Linked DNA regions of Mus musculus: all the other regions are linked to region 3. Evidence: chromatin loops called from intact Hi-C (ENCODE). Cell type or tissue: gastrocnemius. All regions are shown on one strand. Region 1 overlaps Adad1 (adenosine deaminase domain containing 1 (testis specific)). Region 2 overlaps 4932438A13Rik (RIKEN cDNA 4932438A13 gene). Region 3 has its middle 21 kb from the start of Gm12532. Region 4 has its middle 22 kb from the start of 4932438A13Rik.

What was found. Peaks named below come from ENCODE experiments on the same cell type or tissue, not always from the same donor. Only the 100,000 strongest peaks of a DNase experiment are listed, where the experiment ranks them.
Region 1: it touches region 3 in a loop (2.9-fold over the local background); 24 of 42 quality-filtered maps call a loop at or near these places.
Region 2: a loop joins it to region 3, with 3 times the contacts of the local background. A loop is called at or near these places in 6 of 42 quality-filtered maps.
Region 4: a loop joins it to region 3, with 4 times the contacts of the local background. A loop is called at or near these places in 12 of 42 quality-filtered maps.

What each region holds. Positions count from the first base shown.
Region 1 is chr3:37,069,747-37,077,746 of GRCm38, forward strand. It overlaps Adad1 (adenosine deaminase domain containing 1 (testis specific)), which reads left to right. Exons shown (of 12, transcript NM_009350.3): 5 at 211-279; 6 at 6,868-6,993. It also overlaps the pseudogene Gm12582. Among named protein-coding and RNA genes, the nearest start is that of Adad1, 10 kb to the left of the region's middle. In gastrocnemius, a CTCF peak has its summit at 3,663; a DNase peak (open chromatin) is centred at 3,671.
Region 2 is chr3:37,050,158-37,058,157 of GRCm38, forward strand. 4932438A13Rik (RIKEN cDNA 4932438A13 gene) reads left to right here. Exons shown (of 86, transcript NM_172679.2): 85 at 606-771; 86 at 2,167-2,876. The coding sequence ends at 2,383. Among named protein-coding and RNA genes, the nearest start is that of Adad1, 9.5 kb to the right of the region's middle. In gastrocnemius, no CTCF peak of the experiment used is centred here; no DNase peak of the experiment used is centred here.
Region 3 is chr3:37,199,504-37,207,503 of GRCm38, forward strand. No RefSeq gene overlaps it. Among named protein-coding and RNA genes, the nearest start is that of Gm12532, 21 kb to the left of the region's middle. In gastrocnemius, CTCF peaks have their summits at 4,609 (motif pointing left) and 5,299; DNase peaks (open chromatin) are centred at 4,629, 5,281 and 6,115; H3K4me3 peaks cover 945 bases; H3K27ac peaks cover 616 bases.
Region 4 is chr3:36,836,691-36,844,690 of GRCm38, forward strand. No RefSeq gene overlaps it. Among named protein-coding and RNA genes, the nearest start is that of 4932438A13Rik, 22 kb to the right of the region's middle. In gastrocnemius, a CTCF peak has its summit at 4,438 (motif pointing right); a DNase peak (open chromatin) is centred at 4,418; H3K4me3 peaks cover 209 bases.

The sequences.
Region 1 (8,000 bases), 130 kb before region 3:
ATGTGAGCTAAGGAGCATTTGATGATGACAGAGTTGGCAGAAATTTTTAAAGAATATAACTATTATGTATTGCTAATGTTGGATTCGTGTTTGTTTGTTTTTATTGCATTCTTGGGTTACTGTTATTGCAGGTTAGTATAGAGCTGATAGCTCTCAGCGCTCTAGAACATTGCCCTTTCATTGTTTCCTATGGTTTGGTTTTATTTACAGGACCACCTCCTATCCCTGCAGAACCTGTTGTTACACCTGAAGCAGCATATGTTTCAAAAGTGCAATATGGTAGGTAATGTTCTGTTTAGAAAACAAACCCACTGAAAAATTAAAATGCACAGATATGAAGATATACCTTAACATTTTATTTAGACCTTTCATGCTTCTGTTAAAAGAGAAGTTTCCCGTTAAAAATAGCTTATAGAAAGAGAAATGAGGTTGGAGAGGAAATACTTAAAAAGAAATTTGAGCCAGTTCCGATGGTATGGCCATATATAAATCCTAGCTCTTCTGGGAGCTGAGACAGGAGGATAGCAAATTCACGGCTTGCCACTCCACCAAATAGCCTGTCTGCCAGTTTAGTGAGTCTTGTCTAAAAATATAAGAGGGATCTTAGGCATAGCTTGGTGGTAGAATACTTGCCTACATAGTGTGATAACTTTGGCTCAGTTGTCGGAATGACACAAAATAATTGGGGGGGGGCATATCCTTTTAATAAGGAGTCTATTACATACATATAGGTACATGTTATACATATATACATGCAGACAAAAAATAGGAAAATACATCTTTAAAAAGCATATATGTACACATATACATATTTATGTATATGTGTATATATCTAGTTGAAGTTATATGTGACCAAAGACTAATTAATTCTCATTATACTTTTAATTTCTTCATTTTAAAAATTGATAAAAATCAATTACCTCATCAAATTATCATGAGGATTAGGTTGATAGGCATAAAATACATGAGTATCTGGCACACAAAAAATGTTTATTAAATCAGAACTTTCATTGTTTTATCACATTCAGTATTGAATAGCAGTGTGTCCTTGACTGGTACGCCATCATCTCCTGGAAGGCAAGACATTCTTAATTTGTCTGTTGATGATATTTGAGAGATACTTCAGACATTACGACGTTTGCAAAGTGAAAAGTTTCCCTTTCACTGTTATCATTCAGTCAGGCTTGCTTGCTTTTAGTCAGCCTTGTATTCATTTTCCTAAGACAGACAAAGATCTCAAATGTGTTTGTGTGGACAGGCAGGGAAAATAAGCACATTCAAAAGTCAAAATCCACCAAGATATAGGTATAGCCACTTGACCTCAGAGATGTAAGGATTCATGAATAGCCTCGAGGGCTCAGTCTACACGGGTGATTGCATAATGTTGGAAGAGGTTTTACCATTTCTATCACTCTCTGTAGAAGTTTGTAATGACTAAGGGGGTAGATTTCAAACAATAATCTAGATCACATTACCCTGGGAAAACAGATTATATAGTATATGAGTTAGAAAGGATACAGTTTAAAAAAATAATGTAAAAATAAAGTCCAGTTTGGAAAGTTGAGTTTTGGAGCCAACTGTCAGAAAAAGGTGAGCAAAAAAATGTATGAGGTTAAAATAGGAATCAAATTTTAAAGCTTTTGAAAAATAAAGATTTGAGACCCACAAAAAATTTACTGAGTACTTCATGTTGGGCCAGTTATCAAGGTGGTCAATAGTTTACAACCTGTGCAACATATTTTAGTGGACTATATCTGCATGAGAATAGTTCTATGTTCTCTCTGAAAATAAATTGTGGTTATTCATGACAATGGGATTCACTTGAAATTAGCAACTTATAGTCAAAGAAGTGGTATAGTAAAACTGGAAAGGTGGTTCAGTAGTTAAGAACTTCTACTACTCCTGTAGAGGACCTCCATTCAGTTCCCAGCACTCAGAGAAAGCCACTCACAACTGCCTGAAACTCCAGCTCCAGGAGGATTTGATGTCTCTGGTTCCTATGGGCACCTGCACTCACATATACACCCCCGGCCTCCCCCATACTTACACATACACCTGATAAATATACTCCAGGAGAATTTAACATCTCTGGTTCCTACAGGCACCTGCACTCACATATATATCACTATCAAGTAGGCTTTATCCCGGGGATGCAAGGTTGGTTCAATATATGAAAATTAATTAATGTAATACACTATATAAACAAACTCAAAGAAAAAAAATCACATGATCATCTCCTTAGATGCAGGGAAAGCATTCAACAAAATACAGCAACCCTTCATGTTAAAAGTATTGGAGAGATCAGGAATTCAAGGCCTATACTTAAACATAATAAAAACAGTACACAGCAAATCAACAGCCAATATCAAATTAAATAGAGACATACTTGAGGCAATCCCACTAAAATCAGGGCCAAGACAAGGATAATGTGGAAAGTTTAAAGTGGGAGAAGGGATACCCACTCTCCCCTTATCTATTCAATATAGAACTTGAAGTGTTAACTAGAATAATAAGACAACAAAAGACATCAAAGGGATGTAAATTGGCAAAGAAGAAATAAAAGTATCACTATTTGCAGATGATATGATAGTATACAGAAGCAACCCCAAAATTCTACCAGAGGACTTCTCTAGCTGATACACCACTTCAGCAAATAGGCTGGATATAAAATTAACTCAAATCAGCAGCCTTCCTTTATACAAATGATAAACAGGCTGAGAAAGAAAGTACAGAAACAATTCCCTTCACAATAGCCACAAATAATATAAAATATCTTGGGGTAACTCTAACCAAACAAGTGAAAGACCTTTATGACAATAACTTCAAGTCTCTCAAGAAAGAAATCAAAGAAGATCTCAGAAAATGGAGAGATCTTCCATGCTCATGGATTGGCAGGATTAATATAGTAAAAAATGTCCATCCTACCAAAGGAAATCTACAGATTCAGTGCACTCCCCATCAAAATCCCAACACAATTCTTCAAAGACATGGAAAGAGCAATTCTCAAATTCATCTGGAAAGGAAAAAAAAACCAGAATAACCAAAAAACTTCCTAACAATAAAAGAACTTCTGGGGGAATCACAATCCATGACCTTCAAGCTTTACTACAGAGCAATAGTGATAAAAAAACAAAACAAAACAAAACAAAAAAAAAAACAACTGCATGGTATTGGTACAGAGATAGGCAGGAAGATCAATGGACTAGAATTGAAGACCCAGAAATAAGTTCACACACTTACAGACACTTGATCTTTGATAAAGATGCCAAAAATATATAATGGAAAAAAGAAAGCATCTTCAGTAAATAGTGCTGGTCTAATTGGCTGTATTTGGAAAAATGAAAAAAAAAATGAAAATAGACCAATATTTGTCACCTTGCACAAAGCTCAAGTCCAAGTGGATCGAGGACCTCAACAAAAAACCAGACACAGTGAATCTAATAGAAGATAAAGTGGGCTCAGTCTTCTGTGAACCTTCCCTACCAGAGGAGAGCTTGCCTGCTGGGAGTGCTCTGACCCTGGGACTCAGGTGAGATCACCATTTGTGAGATAACCATTTTCCCTCCAGTGTCTTTCTAAGGCAGATCCACTCAGGAAAGCACAGGCAACAGAGCTTCTAGGACAGGGTTCTCCAGTTCTACATCTGCAGCCAGGAGGTGGGGCTGTTCCACAGCCATCTGTGCACTGGTCTTGCCAGAAGAGAGCTGGTCTCCCAAGAGTGCTGACACAGACTAACAGACTCACATGAGGAACAAGCTCCAGCCAGAGACTGCTAGAACATCTAATGCCAGACATTACCAAATGGCAAATGGCAAACATAAAAATCTTACCAACAGAAACCAAGACTACTTGGCATCATCAGAATACAGTACTCCCACTACTGTGAGTCCTAGATACCCCAACACACCAGAAAAGCAAGATTTAGATTTAAAATCATATGTCAGTAGAGGATTTTAAGAAGGACATTAATAATTCACTTAAAGAAATACAGGAGAACACAGCTAAACAGGTAGACGCCCTTAAAGAGGAAACACAAAAATCCCTTAAAGAATTACAGGAAAACACAACCAAACAGGTGAAGGAATTGTACAAAACCATCCAGGATCTAAAAATGGAAGTAGAAACAATAAGAAATCACAAAAGGAGGAAACTCTAGAGATAGAAATCCTAGGAAAGAACTCAGAAATCCATAGATGCAAGCATCACCAACAGAATACAAGAGATAGAGATCAGGTGCAGAAGATTCCATAGAAAACATGAACTCAACAATCAAAGAAACTGCACAATGCAAAAAAGATCCTAACTCAAAACATCCAGGAAATCTAGGATACAATGAGAAGACCAAACCTAAGAATAATAGGTATAGATGAGAATGAAGATTATCAACTTAAAGGGCCAGTAAATATCTTCAACAAAATTATAGAAGAAAATTTCTCTAACCTAAAGAAAGAGATGCCCATGAACATACAAGAAGTCTACAGATCTCCAAATAGACTGGACGAGAAAAGAAATTCCTCCCAAAACATAATAATCAAAACACCAGATGCACTAAATAAAGATAGAATATTAAAAGCAGTAAGGGAAAAAGGTCAAGTAACATATAAAGGCAGACCTATTAGAATTACACAGGACTTTTCACCAGAGACTATGAAAGCCAAAAGATTCTGGACAGATGTTATACAGACCCTAAGAGAACACAAATGCCAGCACAGGCTACTCTACCCAGCAAAACTCTCAATTACCATAGATGGAGAAACCAAAGTATTGCATGACAAAACCAAATTCACACAGTAATCTTTCCATGAATCCAGTCCTTCAAAGGATAATAAAGGGGAAACTCCAACACAAGGAGGGAAACTATGCCTTAGAAAAAGCAAGAAAGTAATCTTTCAACAAACCTAAAAGAAGAAAGCCACAAGAACAGAATCCCAACTCTTAACAACAAAAATAACAGGAAGCAACAATTACTTTTCCTTAATATCTCTCCGTATCAGTGGACTCAATTCCCCAATAAAAAGACATAGACTAACAGACTGGCTACATAAACAGGACCCGACATTTTGCTGCACACAGGAAACCCACCTCAAGGACAAAGACAGACACTACCTCAGAGTAAAAGGCTGGATAATATTTTTCAAGAAAATGGTCTCAAGAAACAAGCTGGAGTAACCATTCTAATATCGAATAAAATCGACTTTCAACCTAAAGTTATCAAAAAAAGACGAGGAGGGGCACTTCATTACTCATCAAAGGTAAAAATCTACCAAGATGAACTCTCAATTCTGAACATCTATGCCCCAAATGCAAGGGCATCCACATTCATTAAAGAAACATTAGTAAAGTTCAAAGCACACATTGCACCACACACAATAATAGTGGGTGACTTCAATATCCCACTCTCATCAATGGACAGATCCTGGAAACAGAAACTGAAAAGAGACACAATGAAACTGACAAGTTATGAAACAATTGGATTTAACAGATATCTATAGAACATTTTATCCTAAAACAAACGGATATACCTTCTTCTCAGCACCTCATTTTACCTTCTCCAAAATTGAGGTGCTGAGAAGAAGGTGCATTCTTTTGTTTTAGGGTGAACTGTAGATATGTTAAATCTATTTGGTTCATAACCTCTATTAGTTTCATTTTGTCTCTATTTAGTTTCTGTTTCAGTGACCTGTCCATTGGTGAGAGTGAAGAGTTGAAGTCTCCCACTATTACTGTGTGGGATTCAATGTGTGTTTTGAACTTTAGTAATATTTTTTTTCACGAATGTGGGTACTCTTGCATTTTGGGCATAGATGTTCAGAATTGAGACTTTCTCTTGGTGGATTTTCCCCTTGGTGAATATGAAGTGTCCTTCCTCATCACTCTTAATAACTTTTGCTAGAAAGTCTATTTTATTGGATAGTAGGATAGCAGCTCTAGCTTGTTTCCTTGGATCATTTGTTTGGAAGACCTTTTTCCATCCTTTTACTCTGAGGTAGTGTCTGTCTTTGTTATTGAGGTGTGTTTCTTGTATGCAGCAAAATGCTGGATCTTGTTTGTGTATCCAGTCTGCTAGCTTATGTCTTTTTATAGGTGAACTCCAGAGAGGCTTTCAGTCTGTCCAGTCAGTTGACCTACATGCCTTCAAGCTGTGGTGTCAACTGCTCTGAGTGCAGCAGATCCTCTAGGATGGCTCAGGATGTGGTCTCTTCATGGGAATAGACCAGCTGGCAGTCAACTGCTCTGAGTGCATCCTATCCTCAACTGCTCTGAGTGCAGTGGATCTTCTAGGATGGGTCAGAATATGGTGTCTTCACGGGAGCAGACCAGCTAGGTATCTGCCCCAGCAGAAAGGACTGGGCAGAAGGGGCCAAAGGGTGGCCAAGAAGTTTTTTTAGTGGGAATATGGGGAAACTATATCAGTAGTTCAAATGCATTTGGTTTGTACTGGTTCTCATTGGGGCAAATTCTACATATTTTCTGTCATGATGACTATGATGAATATGTTTTGATTGTTACAGGTTAGGGAGGATTATTACTATTAAGTGGTATATTGAAGTATGTAAGATAGACAGTACTTTACAGCAAAAATAAATTGCCCTGTGTCTCAGATGAGTTTGAGAATCATATCTGACTGAGTTCTGCAAACATAAACAGTAGTATTCAGATAGTAAGGTTGGTATTGACATATCATTTATAAGAAGTTATTCTAAGAGCTCTGTAATTTGTATTTTACAGCTAAATATAACCATAACAAAGAGTGGAAATTTGTCTACATATCTTTATAAATCACTAACTAATGTAACTACAAAATAACACATCTCTTAGAAAAATAACAATCCTCTTCAAATTCATCCTGCTTTTTATTTTTCCTAGAAGGGAGACAAGTCCAGTATGCCAAGATTTCACAGCTTGTTAAAGAAACATTTGGTCAACTAATTTCTAATCACTCACAATATCTGAAATGTAGCAGTTCATTGGCTGCTTTCATTATTGAAAGAGGTAAGTCCATGCATTTGGTATATGTTACCCTACAGAAAAATTAATACCTTAATGATTTGGATCACACTGTATAATATTTTATATTCTGCTTCTGTAGACAGTGATTTTATATTCATCTGAAGTGATGTTTTCTGATAGGCAAGTTGTTAAATGTGAAGCTTCTCAAAGGTAAAGACAAAATGAACTGACTAGGAGCCAACAGAAAGCTGCAGAATAGTAAAAGGTCTAACATTGAAACCTTTCCCCACCAGAAGCAATGCCTTCTCCATATATATGTATATATATATATATGATGATAAAAATGAAAAACTGCTTTTAACCATGCAAACATGGTGGACATGTTGGCACACCCTTTTGTAATGGCAGAACTCAGAGGTATGAGACAGGGGGATCATAATGTAAAGATCAGCCTGGTGTTACATAATTAGGCCCTGTTTCAAAAAGCAAGTTATGGGAATTCATAGATCACTGAATGAAAGCCTTCTGCATCAGGCGAGACTTAAGCTAAAACTTTAAATACTAGTGGTTTCCCTGAAGAGGAGAGAAAATACTTTTAAACAGAGGAAGGCATGAGGAACAAATGTAGAAAATATTTATTGGGGCAACAAGGAGATGAATTTATTGATAATACATGGTAGTATATATACAGAAGTAAAATAAAATATATTTAAATTGGTAAGATTTGGTATTCAACTACGAGATGGCTTAAAGGCCAGTCAAAAATTACATTTAATAAGATTAATAATGTAAAATATATTTAGATATGAGATAATCACAGTTGAAGCTGTTGCACTAAATTTTCTGAGTAAGAACTGGGCACATAGCGATGAAACAGCTGCCCTGCTAGGCATGGATGCAGAAACGTTTGATTTAGCTTTAGCAGAGGAGAAATGGAGGAACCATAGACTATTAAGGATGAATTCAGGAAGGCCTGAGACCATGGAAAACTTGCCTGCACTGTATACTATTTTTCAAGGAGAGGTTGCTATGGTGACAGAATTATCAAA
Region 2 (8,000 bases), 150 kb before region 3:
AAAGAGACTTTTCTTAAGCACCATAAGGAAAGGACTGTACCCAAAATGCTTCTTATTGACACTGTTTATGTAACTATACAACTATTAACATACAAAAGCACAGATTATACACTTACTTGATTTGGTATAGAAGTAACAATACAACTAAACTTTTAAGTCATCAAGCTACAACTCTTTTGCTATGTTGACGTTTAGACAAGAAAGTATTTTACCAGGGAGTTAATAACTCCTGGCCCTCCTTCAAATTTTTATTTTGACACACACTCACCAAATTTTAATCTGGCTTGAAGTAGGCAGTCTCCTCATTCTCCTTCCCAGCTGCGATTACAGATGTGACCAGCATACTCAACTATTAGTCATCGTTGAGGAAATCCACCTCTGTTGACTACAGTGCCCTACACTTGCTAACACAAATGTGATGTCTACATTCTTTATCACAGTGACAACCTCACTGTTCACAGAAATACTAAGAATTGATATTTCCCTTGGCTTATTTTAAGATATCTTTTAACAGGTGTAATTAAATGAAACTTGGCATGGTAATAGAGCTAGTGGTGGTTCTTAAGATCTGGCTTTACATATATTTATTATTATTATTATTATAGCCATTTTTCCACCTCGGATTTTATCCACTCGACCAGGACAAAAATGTCCACTTATTATACACGATGATAGTTCCTCTGACAGAGACAGAGAAGATAGCATCACTTACACCACTGTGGACTGGCGAGACTTTATGTGCAACACATGGCATCTGGAGCCTACTCTTAGGTAAGACTTTGGTGTGCACACCTCAGTATGTTCAAGGGTACCAAAGTGGTTGCTTTTCCAACTGATGTGACCAAATGCTTGACAAGAAGCTGAAGGTGAAAGAGTATTGTGGCTCACAGTTTAGGAGCAAATACACTGTCCATCTTGGTGTCACAATATGAGGCAGCTGCTCACAGTGTATACACAATCAGAACAAGAAAATGACAGGAAGTATAGCCAGGCTCTAACACCTCAGAACCTGCCCCCGACCTACACTTGGTCGAGGAAAGCCTCACCTCCTAAAGATTCCACAATCCCCACACTCTTCAACACTGCCGTCAGCTGGGAACCAAGTGTTCAGCGCAGCCCATGAGAGACATAGTGTATGTTCAAACCGCAACACCCACTTCACCCCCCACAGGCTTAAAGCCACCCCATAATGAGAAATGCATTTATTCACTGTCAAATGTTTTCATAGTTCCAGCGCTATTTAAAATTCCAAAGTCTCTTTTGGGACTTAAGTCCGTTTCTTAACTGTAAACTGCTTGCTATACAATCAAAGGACAAGTTAATATTTCCAATATACACTGGCACAGAATAAACCTTCCCCATTACATATGGAGGAATGGGGACATGGCAAGGGAAGATTGAGCCAAAGCAGTACTGAAACCAAACAGAACTGAAACCAAGGCTCCAAAGGTGTTGAGTGGCTCCAGTTTTCCAGCTCTGCCTCCTGAAATACACACACCCTCTTCTTTTGGGCCAGTTCTCCATGCCTGCAGCTTTTCTCAGGAGACATCCCACTCTCCTGGCATTCCTCATTCTAGGCTTCCTTCGCTACTTACTGCTTCACTTTCACAGTTTTATGCAGTAAGCTCTTGGCCTTTCTTTGCAGAGACTTTGAGCCAGCATATTTTTCAAATGCAGGTACAAATGCAGTAAAAATCTTCTTTATCCTTCTCCCCCCTCTCTCCCTCTCTCCCCCTCTCCCTCTCTCTCTCCCCCTCTCCCTCCCTCTCCCCCCTCTCTCCCTCTCCCTTTTGCAACCTCCCCAGCCCTACCTCTATTCTCTCGAGTAATTGGCTATAGCCACTTTTATTTAACCAATAGCTTTAAATTGGTGAGTCAGGTTTACACAACAAAGGCCACTGTATGTGAACACTCACTCATCTGGGAGCAACCAGATCATGGGATTCAGAATTTAACATTTGCATACATAACACCAGACCAGCCCCCAAGACTTATCAGCACACATAAATTATTTTTAGGAATTATTACAATGAATACAAGGCTTTCAGACTCAAGTATTCAAATATATCTGCTAAAGTATTTTATCCAGAGTATATTAAGGGAGTGCAGTAATGTTCATGAATCATACACCTTGATAGTGACCCTGATTTCTAATTACCATTTCAGATTAATTTCTTGGACTGGAAGAAAGATTGACCCTGTAGGTGTTGATTATATTCTTCAAAAATTGGGCTTTCACCATGCCAGGACTACTATTCCCAAATGGCTTCAGAGAGGAGTGATGGACCCACTGGACAAGGTGCTGTCCGTTCTCATCAAAAAACTCGGAACTGCCCTGCAGGATGAGAAGGAGAAGAAAGGAAAGGACAAAGAAGAACACTAGAATAGCAATTCCATCTGTGAAACACTTGACTCTGTTAATTTCTATTACACTGCAATTTTTTTCAGCAAAATTTAAATGGTACTTTAAAATAATTCTAAATTTTGTGGCCATTATTGAAAGTTTGTAAGTTAATCTGTTTATTCTAGCTCTACCATTCTGTATACAGTAAAGTATTGCATGAAAATGTAAATTTTGTAGAAAACTAAATTAAAAGATATACATCTGCTCATTAAAGTTTATGATTGTTTTATGTGCAATATGGTTGCTGCATTTAAAGTATTACAGAGTAACTGTGAATTTTTTTTCTTCTTGGCCATAACTGTTAGAAAAATATCTTGTTGATAATGTCATTGGGGGTCTTTTTTATGTAGACTTGTATAAAGATCTATTTGTATATAATTTGAGTAATTGTGATGATTGTATACCACAAAAAGATTGTTTGTAACTATTGTAATAAAGTCACAATAACGGCTTCAGTCCATAGTTGTTTCATATCTTTGTCTCATTTGCTAGTTTCTTAATATGTAAATGCTCTCATTCTGTTTCACAGTTAACCATGTAGTTTAAAATATAGTGCTTGTAAAATTTTGAATGCATAAAAATACTTACTAAAAATAGTTCCAGGGAAAAGGTTCCCAGAGATTTCAGAGCCATTAGGTGTTGTTCTTTTCTGTGGTGAGTACACAGAGGCTCATTTTTATCATTACACCGCATTTAATCCTTCTATATATATGTATGTAACACTTAATGCTTAGAATGTCATAAGATATAAATGTTGCATATACATACACATGTATGTATAGTATATGTGTGAAAACTGTCATATGTAGTAGGTATACTAAAAAGAGTTGCTTTATCTAAAATGATACTCCAGTTCTCAATGTACATGAATAAATATTCAGAAGTATATTGTTGATAACTCAGGTTGAAAATTTGACTAAGCCAGGACAGTCTTTTTTTTTTTTTTTTTTTTTCCGAGACAGGGTTTCTCTGTGTATCCCTGGCTGTCCTGGAACTCACTCTGTAGACCAGGCTGGCCTCGAACTCAGAAATCCGCCTGCCTCTGCCTCCTAAGTGCTGGGATTAAAGGCGTGTGCCACCACTGCCTGGCCAGGACAGTCTTAAAAAGTGGACATGCAGCAAAACTGAAGAAACCAGAGTTAGAAAACACCTCAAAGAAACTACTTGTAGACTTTTGCATAGAGATGACTATTAAATATTAGAACAAACCTCTAGAATAATTACATGCTCCATCACAGAACTATGTTCAATATACAGTGATAAAAGGGGAGCTAATTGCTGACATCAGACATCAATTCTGTATTTTGCCAGACCATCTCACTGTGTAACTGATTCCATAGAAATGGAGATCCTCTGAGGTGACACTTGTGCTCTGACTTGGCTATTTGACTGTTGAAAACACAGGCCACAGGGAATTGGAATCTCTCCAGAAAATCTCATGTTGGGAGAAACCCTAAAACCTGAGCCAGCCAGAAAGGAAACTCTTGTCCTGGGAAGAGATTTTGACAGACTACCTCGCAGGAGAGTAAAGCCAAAACAATGATGAGTCCAGGACCATTTAGATACACATAACTCTATTCCTCTACTCAAAGCTTTAACCTCACTTCAGGACCTACAAGATACACTTAGAGGTGTCATTAGGTCTTTGTCTCTGTTCCCTCAGTGGCTACATTGAATAAAAATCTCCTTTTCTTGATTTAGATCTTTGCATTGACTTATCAAGGATAAAATAGTCAAACCGGGCTTGTTGGGGCATAGGCCCTGAGTCTAGTAACAGTCTGTCACATGTCAAACTCCAAATCCTCTGCAGCTCACTCAACTATAGAGGTCCCAGAGGTGTCCTTAAAATTCACTTCTTTATTCAAGCTTACCACAGAAGCAAGCTGTGTGTCTATTTTGGTTATAAAGGCTAAAATAAACTTAAATAGAGGGCAAGAGTTAAGCCTGCCAGGAGCCATGAAGTATATCTTGACATTACTATTATAGGCTGTGACTTAGGTAATAACGAAAGCAAAGGAATTCCAGGCTGTAATAGACTCACTGGTTGAAATACTCTACTTAACACTCTTAAATCTATTAACATCCTCTGCTTTTCTGATTTTTTTTAATAACAAACACAACATTCCATGGGATGGTAGACTCTTCTATATATTGAGCTTCTACCAGCTGTTCAGATACCTGCAAGTTTTCCTTAGTTGAGGGCCATAGATACACCTATATAAGCTTGTCAGTCAACCCACATTTTAGGGTAGGGTTGTTAGTATTTGAGCAGCCCAGCCCCCTTACAAATTTGGAAACTCAATCCCTGGGGTATCCTGTGTTTGGACAATTGACATACTTCATTACCTACCCCAGAATCATCTACCATTTCACCTCTAATTTCATCATGTGCTGTCTCTAGTAATGCAGGAATCTGAGTACCCCATTGTAAAAGATCCCTTTTCCATAAGTTTATGGGTATATTAGCCTCATAAGATCTTAAATTCCCTGTTTGACTTTCAGGTCCCATACATTTAACCCATAGTACACTTTGTTTTATTTGAGATCATTTTCCAATTCCTGTACACTTTGTATAAACATTCTGAAGTGGCCATCCTGAATTCCAAGATTTGGGGAAATGATAGATCAGCTCTTGTATCCACCAAACCTTCTATTTCACCACCATTTACTTGCAATTTTAATTTTGGTCTCTGATCATTAACCTTCATTTGCCATAACACACATTTTCCAGTACTTCCAAACCCCTCTGTTTTTTCTACTGGAGCAGATTTGCCTTTAAGGAAACAATAGTTGAGCAATCCTATCTCCTGCATTAATCCATTACAGCAAGAAGTGTTCCCTTCTCTGGAGGAAAGTACCATAATTCTTACTATTAACACACTGGACATTTTTAGATCTGGCTTGGTAGTACCATATTTCTCAAACTTAAAACACCAGACATTTTGAGATCTGAGGCTTTAAGCAGCTTGGTCACAGTTTCATTGTAAATGGCTGAATTTACAATTAAGGCACTGGGCATTTTGATATCAGAGGCCATTAGCAGTAATACTGGCATGATGCTCATGAGAGCCAATATCAGTCATGCCCCCTATTCACTCATCCATGGGCAATGCCCACACCTTTAAAGATCTAATAACTCGTTTACATTTGGTGTTTACATTCTCAAATGCCAAGGTCTCTATCAGCACCTGTCTCACATCAGGGTCTACTACATCTTAATCTTTGCTTCCCAGTGCCTTAATAAATGAGGCTTAATAAACAATCTTAATAAATGAGGTAACCTTTTCTCAGGTCCTCACCTTGTCCCAAGCTTTTAAAGCATATTGCTCTATAACAGCATCATAAATTCAAATCTGTTCTTTTAAGTCTGAGAACCGCCCTTCACAACTATCTTTAACAATATTCATTCCCCTTGCTCTATTTCGTTGGTGAGGGTCTGTAATTCACTAAAGAATGATACCCCAGACTCAAACTGTATGCAAAAGCAAAGAGTGTTTTATTCTGCAGAAGTCCATCATGCTGGGGTCTACCATCTACCAAGATGGAGGCACCAAAGTGAGCTTGCTGACCCAATTTATAGCACATTAAAAGAATTCAATAGGCTCTATCTCTAGGGACATTCCAGAACCATTGCTAGGGGGCAGGGGGGCTGGAAACTGTCCCTGGGGAAGTATGAAAACTGTTGCTGACCATTGCCCTTGCTTCTGACCAAGTGGTGGGGCAGCTTCTGATGGCAGGGCAGTTTCTGACTGTCTGCCTGAGGCCTGAGTTTTTTTCCTTTTTCAGTAACTGATTTGCCCAATTCTTGGAAACAGAGATTTAGGCCTAGTTTTCTGAACTGCCAATTTGAAGTCTGTCATGGAGTCAGGCTGTTTCACATTGTTCCATATTTGAGTCTTTCTTCCTCCATCTCTTTAACCATTGTAACTGCTGACTGGTCTCTAGCACAGCTCTTACCAGAGTCTTGGGGAATAATTCTATCCCAGTTACTTAATATTTGTTTTACATAAGGGGAATGCATTATATAGGAAACCACAGCCTCTTTAGACTACCTCAGATCTATCATTTCTATGGACGCCACATTATCTCATCAAAATCATGATCAGCACCATTAGCAGGCAAGTGCTGTACAACTGATGGTGCCATTGTTGTCCCCCTCCTCTATCAGTGCAGTTGGCTCAATATTAACTTTCTCTCAAAATACTGTTTTTCTTTAGCCCTGTCACCATGCACAGCCTCCCTCTCTTCCCAGCCTCACACCCTGCTTCCTGCCCCACCCAGGGTCTGCTGGCTCTTGAAACTGAAAGTCTGTGGCACCCGGTGGGGCTGAGATCTGCTTTCTGGCCTGGTTTACTTCTTTCTCTCTTTCATTCCTTGGGAAGCTCCCATTCTCTCCCAGTCACCATGTCACTCAGAAACCTTTTATTTCTACCTTTCCCAGGGCTACTCACTTCCAAGCACTTCCACCTCTACCTGAAAGCTTTCCAGTTGCATCTCAAAGCCCCTCATTTCCACTCATATTCCTCCAGGTGCTCAACCATTCTCCCAAATGTTTTTGGGACAATATAGAACGAGGAAAAAGAAAAGAAAATCCCCTCTGGCAGCAAAGCAGGAGAGAGGCTTGTGGCAGCAGCCACAATAAAATGCTTGCTGATGTCTTAAAACAGAATATCCAACCCCTCTTGACTTGTTGTCTCCTTTACCCTATTAGAAATCAAATTTCGAATTATGCCTAGCCTCACCTCTGGGTACCACTTCTAATCCTACTTTTGGCTACTGTCTTATGCTCTTTTCCCTTGTTCATCCTAATCCCTTCCAACCCTCTTAACACTAGGTAGGAGAAAAAGAAGGTTGGAGGGAAAAGGGGTTGTCCTGGTTTATATATGCTTGGCCCAGGGAGTGGCACTATTTGGAGGTGTGGCCCTGCTGGAGTACATGTGTCACTGTGGGTGTGGGCTTTAAGACCCTCATCCTAGCTGCCTGGAAGTCAGTTCACTAGCAGCCTTCAGATGAAGACATAGAACTCTCAGCTCCTCCTGCACGATGTCTGCCTGGATGCTGCCATGTTCCTGCCTTGATAATGGACTGAGCCTCTGAACCTGTAAGCCAGTCCCAAATAAATGTTGTCCTTATAAGAGTTGCCTTGGTCATGGTATCTGTTCACAGCAGTAAAACCCTAAGGCATCAATCTCCTTAGATTCCTTCCTGCTGATTAGAGGTGTGAAGTTCCTTGAGGCAAGTACAATCCATGTCACTGAGATTTCTCCAACTAGAAGCCAGCAATCCAGCAAACTGCAACCAGAACAGCAGCAGCTGCCACAGCCTCTCTGGACCTTCATATCCACTTAGAGTCCCCATAATTCCAAACTTAAACTACCTTCAGTTGACCGAATCAAACTCCTGCCAGAGCATGAGACAAATCATAGTTAGCTGCTATGGACAATCTGAAGCAGTCCCATATCCCACACCTGGGATTAAAACAAAACGTATTCACATAACATTTCTGTTTAAAGAAACCAAAGTTCTCACTACACAGAGACTCAACTCCATGCTGTCACCTGCTGTCTAAAGTGTTTCCTTGCCCTTTAGGGACCTA
Region 3 (8,000 bases):
TTAACCACAAATTATAATCATTTTAATTTCCTCAAATAGTCTCCTCTTTTATAGTGTGTCCCCTTATTCATGTCATTTTGACTGAGCTCATGAAAACAGCTGTTGTTTATTTAAGTTTCTAGAGGTGAACCTTGATGTGGTTTATAAAAAGATAAAGAGGTATAAGATATGTTCTAATGGGAGTGTGGGGGTGTGGTGGGTGTGGGGGAGGGGATGCCTCAGGGGGCCCATGCCATGGCCATGAGCATGTGGAGAGAGGGGGAAGGGAGTCGGGAGAGAGGGGGAGCAAGAGGGAGCCTCAAGAGAGCAAGAGGCAAGAGAGGGAGGAGAAGGCAAACAGCCCCTTTTATAGTGGACCAGGCCTACCTGGCTGTTGCCAGGTGACTGTAGGGAGGAGCATACCTGACTGTTGCCAGGTAACTATAGGGTGGAGTTTAGACAGAATGATAACATTCCCCTGTTTTGGTTTAATTGAAAAAGAAAAAAATTAAAGAGAGGTGATGGCAAAGCAGGAATAGGGTTGTTGTGATATCTGGCTGCTTCATGCTGGCTTTGGGCTGACATGTCCCTAGGGAACCTAGAAGAATGGGTATGGGCGATGTTTGTCCAGTCTTAGGAGAGTTGGCTGTTTCCTTGCTGTCCAGGGTCTGTGGAACCGTCTGAGGATTGGTCAGAAGGTACAGATCCAGTAGAAGTAGAAGTCTGTGTCTGAAAGGAGATTTGGAGGTTGTTTCTCTGGGGCTGTACTGGATATAGTAAGCGCCTAGACTTGACAAGATGTTAAAATATATTATTATAGGTAGAGAATAAAATTAAGTATGTTTAGGAGAAAGAAAATTTTTTTTTCGTAAGATGTACATTTGAAACCCAGAGGAATCCCACCCTTTGGAATAGGTAGTTAGTGGGAACTTTGGGCAGATGTGCTTGTCTGGATGGAGTCTGTTGGGTCCATGAGAGGTAGCTCTGGGTAGGTTTCCTGTAGCCTGTAAGTTTATAAAAGAGATAACAACGTGAGTTTACCACATGAACAGTCTTTAAGATGAGCCTTTTGTGGAGCAGAAGGAACAAGAATTTGTGATTAAAAAGTTGAAAAAGTTAGATCGTATAGAGGAATGTTCTATTAGAGTTAATGTTAGGACAGTGGCATAGCAAGAAGAGGAAATATGAAGCATTTGATTAATGGAAACAGAGTCTCGATAAGGAGATAACAGATTACATCTGTGAAAGCCTTTTTCTAGCTGTCAATGTAGTCAGAAGTCTGAGAAAGAATAAACAAAAACCTACCAGTTATTTAAAAAAATGCCAGAGTCCACTAGCCAACAGTCCCCGGGGTCTCTATGGCAACCTGGGCGGTCTGTCTGTCAAGCACAGAAGATGCAGGGCTTTTTCTGTGGAATGAATACGTGTGACATGAGAAATGGTTTACCTTTATTTAGCCAAGTCATTTGACTCAAGGTATCCGATTTTGTCCACTGTTTCTCGGTGATTATCATATCACAATCAAGGCAGTATCGTGTATCTGTGTCCACTCTTCTGAAACTATCTACCATCCTGAGCCAACTGTTAAAGGCTTTGAGGATTCTCCCTGTTGTAAACTTAATAATTAGCAAACTTCTGACAGGATTGAGGGCTATACTGATTGGTTATAACTGAATAGGATTTAATGACAGTAGTAAAAATCATATTAAAACAGGATAGAAATGAAAATCTTAAGCTGGCTGTCAGGCATGGGAATTGCTAAACTGTGAAGCTAGGGGCTGGCTGGCGCACTTTGGTCTATAGAGCTAAAGTCAGGTGGACTATTGATCGATCTTTAGGAACCACAATAATGACTTGTGCGCTCCCACTGTTGAAGGTGATGGCTGTAGACTGCACTGGCAGCAGGAATCGTGTGTTTAATTTGATGAGCACAGGGCCAGACTTCCTGCTTGCTGTTGGAAGTCATGAGGCAGGACTTCCTATGTGGCCCAGTGCTCTCAGCAGTCACTTGTGGCAGCTGTCACTTGTGGCGTGTGGCACTGCTAGCCTTTACTTTACAAACCCCCAGCAGAGAGGGAGAGGGAAAGAGAAGGAGAAAGGGAGAAAGGGAGGGAACCCCTTGAGTGTGCAGGAAGGTGGGGAGATAGACACATGATCAGGGATTGGTGGAGTGTGAGCGGGCTGAGGAAGACAGTGAGACAGACTCAGAGCTGAGAGTAAGAGTGGGGGAGGGCAGCAGAGTCCCTGGCAGGAGACAGAGCCAGACCTGCCTTTCAGGCAAACTGGCTGGACTAGTAGTTGCAGCAGGCTGCAAATGAGAGAGGGGGAGGGGAAAGTTTGCCACATGGATCATTAGCAAGAAAGTGCCAGTTTAGTGTTGATGTAGAGATATTGTTTTAGACCAAGACATCCCATTAAGTAGGGACCAGGCAGAGAAATACTGACCCCTGGGCGAGAGAATAGGGTTATTAGCTGCCCCTACCAGTGTCCTGAGGACATTAACAACCTAAGAGAGATTCTAGCACAGGCCAGACCACCAGGTCGACTTGTGATGGCTGGGGGCTAACGCTCAGAGCCTGTGCTCTTGAGCCAGTTCATCCAAACCCAGGAATTTCTCAGCTTCGAGAAACTGTCTACAAGGAGAGGGAAATCTCACCCAAGGGAAAAAGTCCTAAAACGAGGGTCAGGGAAAAACTGAATGTCTTCCATCCTCAAGGACAACACAGGGGTAGCTCCGAGCTCAGGAACTCTCCCCTGGGACCATGCAGATGGGAAGGGATGGGGGCTTACCAGTTCTGGGCTAGCAAGCGTGGATCTCTTGTGGTGACTGAGGTGGGATGTCTCAGTGGGCCCATACTGAGGCATCCCTTCCCCATGAGGGACCAGCCACACAATAGTATAGTATAGAATAGAGTTTATTCAGGGCATGGGAAGGGGAGTTAAGAGGGTAGTAGAGGCAGAGAAAGGCAGAGAGAGGGAGAGAGTAAAGAAGTAGAAGCTGGCCATGGCCATGGGCATGTGGAGAGAGGGGGAAGGGAAGAGCCCAAGATGGCAAGAGAGAAGCAAGCAGTAAGCAAGAGTAAGAGAGGGAGGAGGGGGGCAAGCAGCCCCTTCTATAGTAGGTCAGGCCTAACTGGCTGTTGCCAGGTAACTGTGGGGATGGAGTTTAGATACAATGCTAACTAACCTGCCATTAAACTATATATGGATCTCCTTATTCCCAAGTTTTTGGTGGCAAAACTCAATCTATCTGCCTAATGGCTTCATTCTACTGATATCAGGCTCCCTTGGGAACTCACAGTAGAGCTGGGCTGAAGGGACCCAGGACACAGCCCCAGAGCAAGAGCCATATGAGCAGGGAGGAAAAATACAAATTATACTCAACACTCAGAGGCAGAGCTAAATCCTGCTTTTCTTTACTTTGTTCTGGGTGCACACCCTATCCCCAGAGCCGGTGATATAGTAAAGGATCCAGACCCAGACACGGCCCGGTGGCTGTCAATCACACCAGCTACACTCAAAATCCACTTCCTCACAGAATGCTAGGGGGGGGCGATGATTGAGCTCTGTACTCAGTGTTGTCCTTTCCTCAGGCTGAGATGTACTCTTATGGATGGTCCTGCACATAAGCGTAGGACTAACCTCAGTGCCTGCTGAAGCACGCTCCCTCCCTTCTGCAAACTGTGCAGACCTGGCCTTCCCTGACTCCTCTGCTATTCTAAGCACTTCCTTTCCTTTCAGTTTTAGTGAATCTTTGATGGCGGATTAGATACTAGGGAAACCCTGCTCTACTAGGGCATCCAAGCAACCCTGCTGTGTCTTTCAAATATTTCCTGTTGCTTTTCTGGGGATTCCTCCCTGGTGAGGTCCTTGGTCAGTCTATCCAGGCTTCTTTCGGTAGAACAAAGGCCAGATCCTTAGTTGCTCCTGGCGCCTTCTTATCTAAAAATAGCCTTGCAAACCTGATTTTATCCATTTTCTATAAATTCCCAGGGAGCCCCCGTAGTGCTCCTTAAGGTCTAAGTAATAGTGACAGTTTGCTTTTATGGCTGAGCTGTGGTCATAACGTATTCTCTTTGCCAGCACAATTGGAACAATAAGACATTTACAACCAGTGCGAAAGTCTAGCCCCTGTCATAAGCCAGCCACTTAGAGATCATAATGTCACCTCCATATCCTATAGCTAAAGTCCTCAGGAAACACCCAGCTGTGCCAACTTAGGGGGTCTAACTCCCACTAACTGGGGGACTTGGTCAAATGATATATATGTATACAGAGAATGGATTTTACATTCAGAGGCCTCCTTACTCTGCATATCCTTACAATAGTGCCTGAAACAGATAATTCTAAAAAATACCTCATAATCATAATTGCTTTATGTCTTGTATCCAAAAGAGGCAAATCAAATCAATCAATCTTAATCAAATGCAAGCCTATTTCAGAACGCATGTCGCAGGACCCTGTTAGGTAAGCTGTGGGACTGACGACTTCTTCATGGAAACTCTGGCTTGAATATAGAATTATCTGTAAGGAGGGAGGAAGGAGGACAGAAAAGATCAAGCTCCTGACAGAATAATTTCCCTAAGGACGCACCAAGTCAGATGATTGGTTTCTTCCCCTGCACTGCCCCCTTGTGGTAAAATGTCGTTAGTGTTTTGGTAGAAAGAGGAAGTAAAGGAGACAGCGATGAAGGGAAGTCGGGCTCCAAAGAGGAGCTGCCAGCCTTCAAGGAGCTTGTGGGGAACCCTGCCCTGCCAGAGCTTCCTGTTCTTTGCTTTGTGGCCCTGTGAGAGGCGGCAGCTGCTGCTGCCCCACCCTGACCCTTTCTCTCCTCATCAGATCTGAGCAGCGTAACCAAAGATACATGGCACAGACCTCAGGAGCCCGCAGGAAAGGAGCGCCTTCCTGGAACGGTTTACCTTGCCCAGTCGTCCTGGACGCTCCCAAAGGAGGTTCTGTCGTTGTTAGCGATGTACATCAGTCTCCAGTGAGGCACATAACGCTTCAGTGAACATCTCGTCCAAAGGGACATTTGAAAGAACAAAAGAAGACCAGAAATATTTCTGAAGGAGTAGAAGCTGGGAGGGGACTTTGGGACACTTCTTTCAAGTTTCCTCCTCTGCTAAGAGAAATCTACAAACACAGGGGATTGTGTTATTCGCGTCACTGAGAGCAAGAGGAGAACGTCTGATTTGGGCATAGTATTCCAAGCACAGTTTATCGAAGTAACTGGACTCATAAATACAAAGTTGGAAAGCATCTCATGTGTACTGGGTTCTCCCTGGGAGCAAGTGCCTGTCACTGTCAGGGGAGACCTCTCCTGGAGGGCACAAATACTGCAACGTGTCAGTGATCCAGTTTCAGGAGTGAAAAATAATGTTTTGTGCAAATGCATTAATATTCTTCAAAATCTAGAAAGACATCAGAACTAGGAAGGTAACTATTGAGTGCAAACTAGCTTTTGGATGCCGTATTACTTCTTAATAAAATTTTACTAAAACTACAACCCTGAAAATAAATCAGATACTACAAATATATCCTTGTTTGAAGGCGGTGATAGATACCTGGTACGGACCAGATTGTGTCAGTGAGCAGGATCGACCCTTCCCCAGACACATTTTCAGTCAACACTTTCCTGTTCTGAGATGAGGTCCAAGGAGCGCTGGGTGCTCAGATACACTGGGGCTTTGCTCTGTAAGCAGCCTGTGGTTTCTGGGGTCCCCAGCAGAACCCCAGGGCTCTCTACCCCACATTTTGCTCTGGAAACCCAAGAGTCCTGTTGTGATTTATGAAGTGACAGAGTTAGGAAGAAAGGCAGCTCTTGGACCCGTAGCCCAACCAAACACACAAGCTGTGGTCGTCGCCCCAGACAACTGCTCTTCAGCAGGCTTGAGATTTCTCCACAGAGAGCAGAGTCCTTTCATGTGGGCAAAGAACGACTTTATCAGACAGAATGCCTCGATGCTTATGAAATGCTTCCTGAGAGGGAGGAAGTCAGGCTATAATTGGGGCAGAATTTACAACAGCGAAATCACATTTGGGCAAGTTCTCTCTTATTGCAAGGGGCCTCCGAGCCACTAGAGATGCTTCATAGATTGCCACTGTCACCTGCTGGCTGGCCTCCAACTGCCATGAGGCCCAGGGAGGGGAAGGCAGGTAGGCCCCTGAATCAAGGCTTGGGTGGTACCCAGAACACTCTGGATCACATGACCGACTTGGTTCTTAGAGGACAAGGTTTGGAAACTTTGATGTATAGGTCTAAAGCCTCAGTAGGAGGGAAGTTGGGTGGTGTCTGTCTCACCTGGTGCAGTGGCAGTGAGGCTGTAACAACTGCCCAGTCACTAGCCTGAAGCAGATGTTGTATTTAGTGCTAAGGTCACCTGTAGTTTATATGTAGCTCTTCTTGTTCACATGAAACATAGAAATCTACTTGACAGCCCCAAACGTCACTGCCACTATTGTGTTTCCTAAGGAATACAGCTGGAAGCTCATCTGTTCTTGAGCCAAGTCTTTCCCAGAACACATGGGTGGGTCTGACTGCAGAGAAATGGAGAAGATGGCAGAAATATGAAGATCAGAAAGACTGTCCAAAGGACAGAATAACAGACAGTAAAGGGCCGAGATGGATTTCATGAACAAAAGCAAAACTCAAAGTGCACATCATCTTGCGGTTGGGAAGTCCATCTCCTTCTGCTCCTTGTGGGAAATGAAGCCAATGCCATATCAAAACAAACAAAAAAATCTTGCAGCTTAACAATCCCAAAAGCTTACATCATTTTAAAATCTGTGCACTCAACATAGTAATGTCTCTTTTTTATCTCAAGAAGGTGTTCCTGCATAACTGCATACCTTCTAATGAATAGACTCACAGAAATAAAAAATAAAGCAATTTTTGTTCTTCCCCACAGGTTCATGTGAATGACTGATGTCTATTGCATAGAGGCTTACATGACTCTTGGGGTCCCCACCCCCACACTCTACCTCCCTGCCACCCCCACCCCCACACTCAACCTCTCTGCCACCCCAGGCTGCCTTACCACCCCAGGCTCTTACACTGTGGTGTTCAGCACTTCTGTCAGGGTGAGTTCCACAACTGGGAACCCTTGGCATCAGAAGCTACTGGGAACCTTACATTAAAATGGAGAGGGAAAAAATGCGAGTGTATGCGGGGTGGACATGAAAATCAAAGGCTGATCGGAGTGAGTGTTACAGATTGTATTGCTATGAGATCTCACAGGGGGTTCCTTTCAGCTCCATGGCCTTGCTTTCTCTGTTGAATGAATTCATATGAGACATGAAGTGGGGTACAGAACAGATGACAAGTAGAGATTATCACAAAGAGACAAGGGACAAGAGTGGCCAGTGGCCAGAGAGACCACTGTGAAGGAAAAAATGCATAATGTGGTAGTCGACAGTGAACAGGTGTGCGTATGAAGGCTTTATACTACTCTCAAGCATTTATGAAACATATTTCACTGTCCGGGTGATTGACAGGCCCATTTGGGTTCACTCTTCAGGGGGAGGGACAATGGTTTGTCTCTATTCTTTACTAGAAAGCCCCAATTCCTCCCAAGCCAGAGATAAGACTGAGATCCCATTCTGTTGGCCAAAAATCATGTAGTGGGGTAGACCCATAAGAATGAAAGAAAAGCATCTATAAAAATAGCCATATTTACCCAGAGGAAATGAGCTGCTCAGAACGGGACTCACTGATGCACAGCCACCTGGACCTTCCGACCTTCCGTACAGCTTTAAATCTTGAGGGGCAATTGGGAATCTTTCCTCCTTCTTAAAATTAGTATTACCAGAGACACAGGGCCCATAAGTGATTGTAAAGGACAGGCCTCATCCTCAATGACTTTCAAGCCCCAGAGTCTCTATCACCATACCTAAAACTCTGTTACATTAAGGAGGCTTTTCAAATGTTTTCTTTAAGGCTTTTTGTTTTTTTCTGTATATCGTGGATTAGCCAAGTTTTTTTAAAAAAACATGATCTAGTGAGATTTTGATTAAAAAAAAAT
Region 4 (8,000 bases), 360 kb before region 3:
AGGGAGCAATCTGTGATGGGGAAGATGTGGAGAGAGCCTATCGGTTGGGGCAGGAGGCCAGCCTCCTGCATCCACACTCAAGAAGCAACAAGAGGGAATATGACGTTGGTGGGGCTATAAAACATTAAGGCTCTCTCTCAGTGATACCCCACTTCCTAAAGGTTCTCTGACATTCTCACAACACTACCAGACAGAGACCAAGGTTTCAAACACAGGAGTTCTAAGCATAGAATCGCTGAGACTAATGCGAAGCCTATTACACTCAGTCTGTTTTACTGCGTTTGTCTTGAGAGCATAAAGTCTTAGAGGTCAATGACTGTGCATTTTGCTGATTGCTTGTCTTAGTTTGGTTTCTATTGCTGCAATAAACAGTATGACTGAGAGCAACTTGGAGAGGAAGGGTTTATTTAGCTCATAGCATATAGTCCATCGCCGTAGGAAGTCAGGGCAGGAACTTAACACAGGAACTGGAGGCAGACGCTGAAGTGTAGGTTATAGAGGGACACTGCTTGCTGGATCACTTGTCCAGGCAGCGGTGGCACCACCCACAGTGAGCTGAGCCCTCACACATCAATCATTAATCAAGAAAACGCCCCATAGGCTGGCCTGCACGCCGATCTGATGACTACATTTTCTCAGTTGAGATTCTTCTTCCCAGATAACTCTAGATTGTGGTAAGTTGACAACAAAAAAAAAACCTAATCAATACTATTCCCAACTGATGTGACATCACAGAAGGAGGGATTTTAGTCATTTAGGATACTTTCATCTGGAATTAAGAGAAAATTCACCTCAATCTGCACAAGCAATTCATGATACAGATTATTTTTTATGGCAAGTAGCCCAGGCAAAGTTAGATGATGTTGCCAGTAGCTCGTATCATTATCAAAGTTTTTTTTCCATCTTTCCAAAATATTACTCATAGAATGTAAGCTTTGACTAGCAGAACAACTTCTTCTCCTGTGGACTGGACACAGGAGACTTCCAGACTCCATATGCTGGTGTCTGAGTGTGATGAACATGTGGCTATTTTTTTCTCATGCATCCTGTCTAGAGAGAAACATTTTACAGGATCCTTTTGACGTCTTTCCTTAGGAAGAGAACAACATGACCACTGCAAAACAATCACTGGCCAACTCGCTTGATTAATAAGATCTAATTCTGGGGCTTAGCAGGGTAAGACGCATAGCTATACCAATTATGTTTCATTTGACTATTGTGTCATGGAGAACTAAACTAATTAAGGCTTAAGTAAGGAAGAAAATTCCCCACACAAAAAAAAATGCTATCTATTGACTTTAAACAATACCTTGTTTAGCTTATGAATCTGATGATAACGGAGTGATTCTTCTGGGCTAGTTTTGTATGATCACCAGTTGACTCACCTGCAAGTCATACTTACTGGAAGAACATGAGCGTTATCTACCCACACTCTCAAATGGAGAGGTAGACTGGGTCACCTTTATTCATGTCTGAAGTAGTCTAGACAGGGGTCATTCACAGAGAAAGGCCCTAAAGAACAAGCAGAAACAGACAGCCTGCCTATTATGGTACAACCACCTCTGCATGTATCATTTGTCTGAGATCAGAAGGCAGTTCCTGAAGTTCTGATCCCCCCGAGAGAGGAAGCCTCGTCTGGAAGCCAGTCCTACAGGACAGAGCTATGGTCTTCCTCTCCATAGGGATGGTAAGAGTGTAAATCCAAAAGCATCATGCTAGCACATGTGCCAAGGAGAGGGCACTGGGTGATTAAGGTCTTTGCTTTCTCTTCAGCCCTATCTGCCCTCAGTAGTTCAATCTGAGAGATAAAGGATATAGTTCTATTTTTTTTTAAAGGAGACATTTGTTTTTATTTTATGAGCATGAGTGTCTGTGAACTACCCGGGTACAGTACCTCTCAAGTGCAGAAGACGCTTGTGGAACTGGACTTACAAGTGGTTGTGAGCCACCATGTGAGTGGTGAGATTTGAACCCACATCCTCTGGAAGAGCAGCCAGTGAGTGCTCTTAACCGCCAAGCCAACGCTACAGCCCCCAAGTGACTTTATTCTTCAGTAAGCATTCTTGCCTTGCGCTCACCCAGAACTGCTTCTGCAAAGCCCACCCACTGTGCATGAAAACCACACAGCTCCTACAGGCACTCTGCTACTCCATCCTCTGCAAGAGCACAGTTAGTTGGGTTTTATATTCATGTTTTTGCACTTCTCTATGCACTCATGTAACTGACTTGGATTCTAAATTCCAGCAGAGCAGAGAATGAGGTTATATATAAAAAAGGATTATTTTTAATATACATGTAAGTAGTAGCTTACAAATAAGTCCAGTGACTATATCTATTAACCTTATGCTAGTCTCTAGTAATCTCACAGAGAAACTAAGATTTATTTCAAGCTGCACCTCCTATGCTAATCTGGCTACCTCCCAGACATGACCCCAGTATACTTGCTTCTCATGATTGGTCTGGTTCTTCAGGGTTCAGGTGTGTTTCTCTGGACCCCTTCCTCATGGCTCCAATTCCTCCTTCCTCCTGGCCGATATCTACCTCTCTCTCTCTCCTCCTCCTCCTCCTCCTCCTCCTCCTCCTCCTCCTCCTCCTCCTCCTCCCCCCCCTCCTCCTCCTCCTCCTCCTCCTCCTCCTCCTCCTCCTCCCCCCCCCCTCCTCCTCCTCCTCCTCCTCCTCCTCCTCCTCCTCCTCCTCCTCCTCCTCCTCTTCTTCTTCTTCTTCTTCTTCTTCTTCTTCTTCTTCTTCTTCTTCTTCTTCTTCTTCTCTCTCTCAATCTCTTTCTCTCTTTCTCTCTTTCTCCTACCCCAGCAGGTAGAACCTTCCACTCTATTCTCTCTTTTGCCCAACCATTGGCTGATTAGCTTTTATTGACAAGGCAGAGAGTAAATGGTAAGAGTTGTTTACACAAACTTGATACAGGAGATTCTTGATATAAGCATTACAATGTCGTGTCTGGATTGAAACAAGATATGAAGGTAGACATAGAGGAGTGGTTCAGACACTTCTTTGATTTAACTGGGAATCTGGGAATATTGATGCTGAAGGTCTTTGTCCCCAACTGGCTCTTGATCAATCAACAAAGATGCCAGTGGCTAGTGGTTGGGCAGAAATAAAGAGGCAGGTCTTCCAGGTTCCTGCAGGCTAAGAGAGAGAGAGAGAGAGAGAGAGAGAGAGAGAGAGAGAGAGAGAGAGAGAGAGAGAATGAATCGATATACTTGGAGGAGAGAGATGGAACAGACTCAGAGCTGTAGGGGAGATCTGCCAAAATGTAGGCAGAAAGGGAAAGTGTACCATAGAAGGGCAGCACGAAATGGCTTGGGCAGGAAGATGAATGGGCTTCACAGAAGGTTACTAGACAACTAAACTGAGGGAAAATTTAGAGGTCTTGAGCTAGGACTAAAGGGGAAGGCATGCTAGCTGCAGGAGGCTTAGAAGAACCCAGCCATTGAGCCAGTAAGGCAGATTAAAAATGAGCTAGTATGTGTATATCTTTCATCTGCAGATCCAAGGTAGCAACTGGGGAGATGAGCTGGGAGCTCAAATCGGTGTAGCAAAAACTCACTGCTACTGGTAGGGGAATTAGTATTTGAATAACACAGTGCCAGAAAACATTATGCCTACAAGGCTGGGTGCCTGTCACGTTAAACACTCAAGTAAAGAAGCCCTTAGGTCCAATCACACACTTCATGGATTAAGAAGATGACCATAAGAAAGGACCCTGAAATCTGAAGCCTGACATCATCACAAGCGTTTGTACAAGCCAGAATTCCTTTGTTTGCGTCTTATACTTAAATATGCTTAAATTGACACATAATAATCACACTTCTTTATGGTTTGGGAATTGGAATTCTTTATAGGGGATTCATAAATTTAGGTGGGAAATAATGACACTGTTTTTTTCTGAACTCCACCTGAAATTTAATAATTTCTTCACTTATTAATTCAGGTGACAAGACAGAAATACATGGAACTGTGTTATCAGCACAAGTCACTGAGATCATAACATCTTAGAGTTGTAGATAATGTAAAACTCAGCTCTAATTCAAAATTATAGAGGATTTGGTATCTAATTTATACAACAGCTCCAGGGCTACTGTTTGGCTAAATGCAGTACTCCAGCCTCGTCAAGGGGACCTGTGGAACCGTCACTTCCTCCCAGTGTGCTCCAGCTTCTCCTGTCCCCCCCCCCCCCCCCCCGGCCTGAAATGTTCCACTCTCTGGTCCCTGCTTCTCATTATCCATCAATCGGGTATTTTTTTTTTTTTAATCTGCTAAACAGAACAAAGCAGTGTATCTCCGGACTCAGGGGTCTTTGCGCTCTGGAGCACAGCAAACTGACACAGATGTGGCTTCCCAAAGGTTGGGAAGTGTTATTCATGCACTCTCTTTGCGAACTCAGAACAGTTGCCTTGTCAGCCTTTTAGCCACCACTAGGTGGAGACTCTCTCCCCCTCATCACCCTTCGGGCTGTGTGAAGGAGAGAGAGTAAGGTTTGAAGTCCGAGTGGGTTTCATCAATCAGAATCTTCCTTCCTAAAAAAGCCGTTCTTACCACAGGGCTGTTTCTCTTTCTACATTTATTTACCACTTATGGTTGAATTTTGGAGTGGTGTTAAATGGGAGCAGAGACTTTGCTCTGTTCCGTTTCTGTATCTCCTGAACCTCAAACAATATCTGTTGTGGTCATAGGAGCTTAATATCCACTGCCTGATGTGCAGACTCCATTTTTTGAAGTTTATTTATTGTTATTATTTTCATATTTTCTTTTAATTTTTTATTCTTTTATTTTTATTTTATTTGTTTGTTTGTTTGTTTGTTTGTTTGTTTGTTTCGAGACAGGGCTTCTCTGTATAGCCCTGCCTGGCTGTCCTGGAACTCACTGTGTAGACCAGGCTGGCCTTGAACTCAGAAATCTGCCTGCCTCTGCCTCCCAAGTACTAGGATTAAAGGCGTGCGCCACCACCACCTGGCTTTCTTTTTATTTTATGTGTATAAGTATTCTGCCCGCATTTATGCTTACATATCATGCTCACTTCTGGTGTCTATGCAGGCCGGGAAAGGGCATCTAATCCCCTGGAACTAAGTTACTAATGGTTGTAAGCCACAATATAGATGCTGAGAAACAAATCCAAGTCCTTTGCAAGAGCAACACATGCTCTTAAAGCACTGAACCATCTCCAGACCCAGGCTAACGCCTTATTCGGAAAGGTAATTTCTAAAAGATCTGCTTTGTTTTAAATTATGCATGTGTATCTCTATGAGGTATATGCATGTGAATGCAGATGTCATTCACAATGCAGAGACCAGATGCACTGGATCCCCTCTGGAGCTGAGTTATAGGCAGTTGTGAGCCACGAGAGCCACGCAGTGTGGGTACTGGCCCAGGATCACATCATATCAGCACCCAAAGATGTTCTCTATATCATCCTCCTCCTTCAGTTCCTTGCTTCCTCCTCCTCTCATTTTTCATCTGTTTCATGTCTGTGCTAGGTGTGTGTACTATAGTTTGTAGTAACTCGCCATCTGTGGTGGGCATTGAGATCTGCTTCCAGTAATTTGCCATTATAAATAATGCTCCATAGAATTATCTGTTGTGGGGTTTTTTTTTTTTCTTCATAGTTTTGCATCTTTAGGGTCAATCCCTTGGGCTGGGAATTCTTAATTTAAATGCATGTGTGGTTTGTATAGATGCTCCCCATTTTCCCTCATTGGGAGTTCCGCCCTCTTATCCTTCCTTGGAGACTCTGAGAGTGCTTGTGTATGTTACTCAGTCTTTGGAATATTTGTTAATCTAATAGAACAGAAACAGTTTAGTTCAGCACTTCTCAACCTGTGGGCCGTGACCCCTTTGGGGGTCAAATGACCCTTTTATAGGGGTTGCCTAAGAACATAGGAAAACACAGATATCTACATTATTATTCATAACAGTAACAAAAGTGCAGTTATGAAATAGCAATGAAATGATTTTATGGTCAGGGGTCACCATAACATGAGAGACTGTTAAAGCACTGAAGCATTAGGAAGGTTAAGAATGATTGGTCTAATTTTTAGTGAAGGTTTGATTTCTTTCCTTATTTAGCTCTTCTGTTATCTCTCCTGTGGATTCTTGCTTTGTGTGATTGCAGAAGGTAAGCTGAGGTTCCCCCACCCACCCCCCCATCTGTCTTTACTGCATATGGTGGTTCCAACATCCCACCCCTTTCTTCCTTCCTTCCACTGTGCTGTTGTAGTGCTGACCTTCTTCCTGCTCCTCAAACTCCAGGTATCAGCCAGGCTTCTGCAGAGAAACAGAGTCTATATGATACTCATCTTGACAGCAACTGCAGGATGGCTCTTCAGAAGTAAATTTACCACATGGATCTATAGAGAGACACAGATCATTGTATAAATATGGGTTTATTAATGTAGAAATGTCTGTCTATAAATCTACATATAGCCCCATATTTCTTTCTATCTTCATCAGTCAGTTGATTGACAGATAAATACATAAACAAGATTTTTTTTTTGAGAATTTAGTTCATGCAGCTGTGAGCAGATACGTTTGAAATTCCCAAGTAGGCTTGCAGCTGGAAACTCCAGAAGGATCATTAATGCTGCAGTATGAAAGCAGGATTTCATCTCCTTGGGAAAACCCTGGCTTTGTTCTTAGGTAATAGCATGAGGCCCGACTACAGTATAGATGATAATCTGTCAGTCACCTGATTAAGGATGGTAATCTACAGTACCAGCATATCCTAGGAAATACATGGAATACAAATGACAGATGGATAATGATAAAATGAAAACCTTTATATAAGAAAGAAGGGAGAAGGGAAGTATTGCTTATTTTCTATTATTATTATTTTAAATTTATTTTAATTTTGTTTACTTGCTCACTTTACATTCCACTCATTGCCCCCCCTCCGGGTCACCCCCTCCCACAATCCTTCCCTCTTTCCCCATCTCCCCTCCCCTTCTTTTTCCTCTGAGTGTGTGGCGCCTCACCTGGGTCTCCCCCCATCCTAGCACTTCAAGTCTCTGTGAGTCTAGTTGCTTCCTTTCTCACTGAATCCAGACAAGGCAGCCCAGCTAGAAGACCATATCCCATGTACAGGCAACAACTTTGAGCAAGGGCAGGTAACCTAGTATCCCCCAGGCCCATCAGCATTGTGTGTGTCCCCCAAACCCCTACCTCCAGGTGAAGGGCAAGGGGAAAACCTCCACTCAGTTTAGATACATACAGGTCTACCAGGGTAAGCTGAGGTGAATGGCAGCTGCACACAGGTTCATTCACAGGTGGCCTTAGCAGTGATAAGGGACAGGTATCTCAGTGGGTTGAGCCCTCAGAGATTGGGAGGTCTGAGAGAGAAGTTTGTGTTTGGATGTAAAGAAATGCATACTACGTACCAAGCTTCCCCCCGCCCCCCTTTTAAATCACATCTTAGTCACTAATAGTATTTGATGTAGAGGACACTCGAAAGTGGTTTGGCCAGAAGATACCTGCTGGCCTTTTGTACCTCTGAACTAAAACTGGTAACAAGAGCACAAATGTGAGCATACAGTTATGATATAAGAATAGGTTAGGGATGGGAGCATAGCTCTGTAGTAGAGAGCACATGCCTAGTGGTGTGTAGTTCTGGGTTTGACCTATAACACTGAGAAAAACATTGGAGAATTATGAATGAAAACTTCCAGTTCCTATTTACACCTATTAAAAATAACCTTTAGCTCTTAACGTGACACAGTCTCAAATCACCTGGAAAGGAGAGCTTTGACTGAGTAACTGTCTTTATCAAGTTGGTCACTGAGTGTATATGTGAGGGACCTTGGGGTGGTTTGAATGTGAATGGCCCCCATCGGCTCATATGTTTGAAAATTAGTCATCACTTGGTGGAACTGTTTGGGGAAGGATTGGGGGCGTGGCCTTGTTGGAGGAGACATGATGTGGAGCAAAGCCACAGAGCAGGCGGCAATGGTTGAGGCTTCAGAAGCCTCGCATGGTCCCTAGTGCACTCTGTG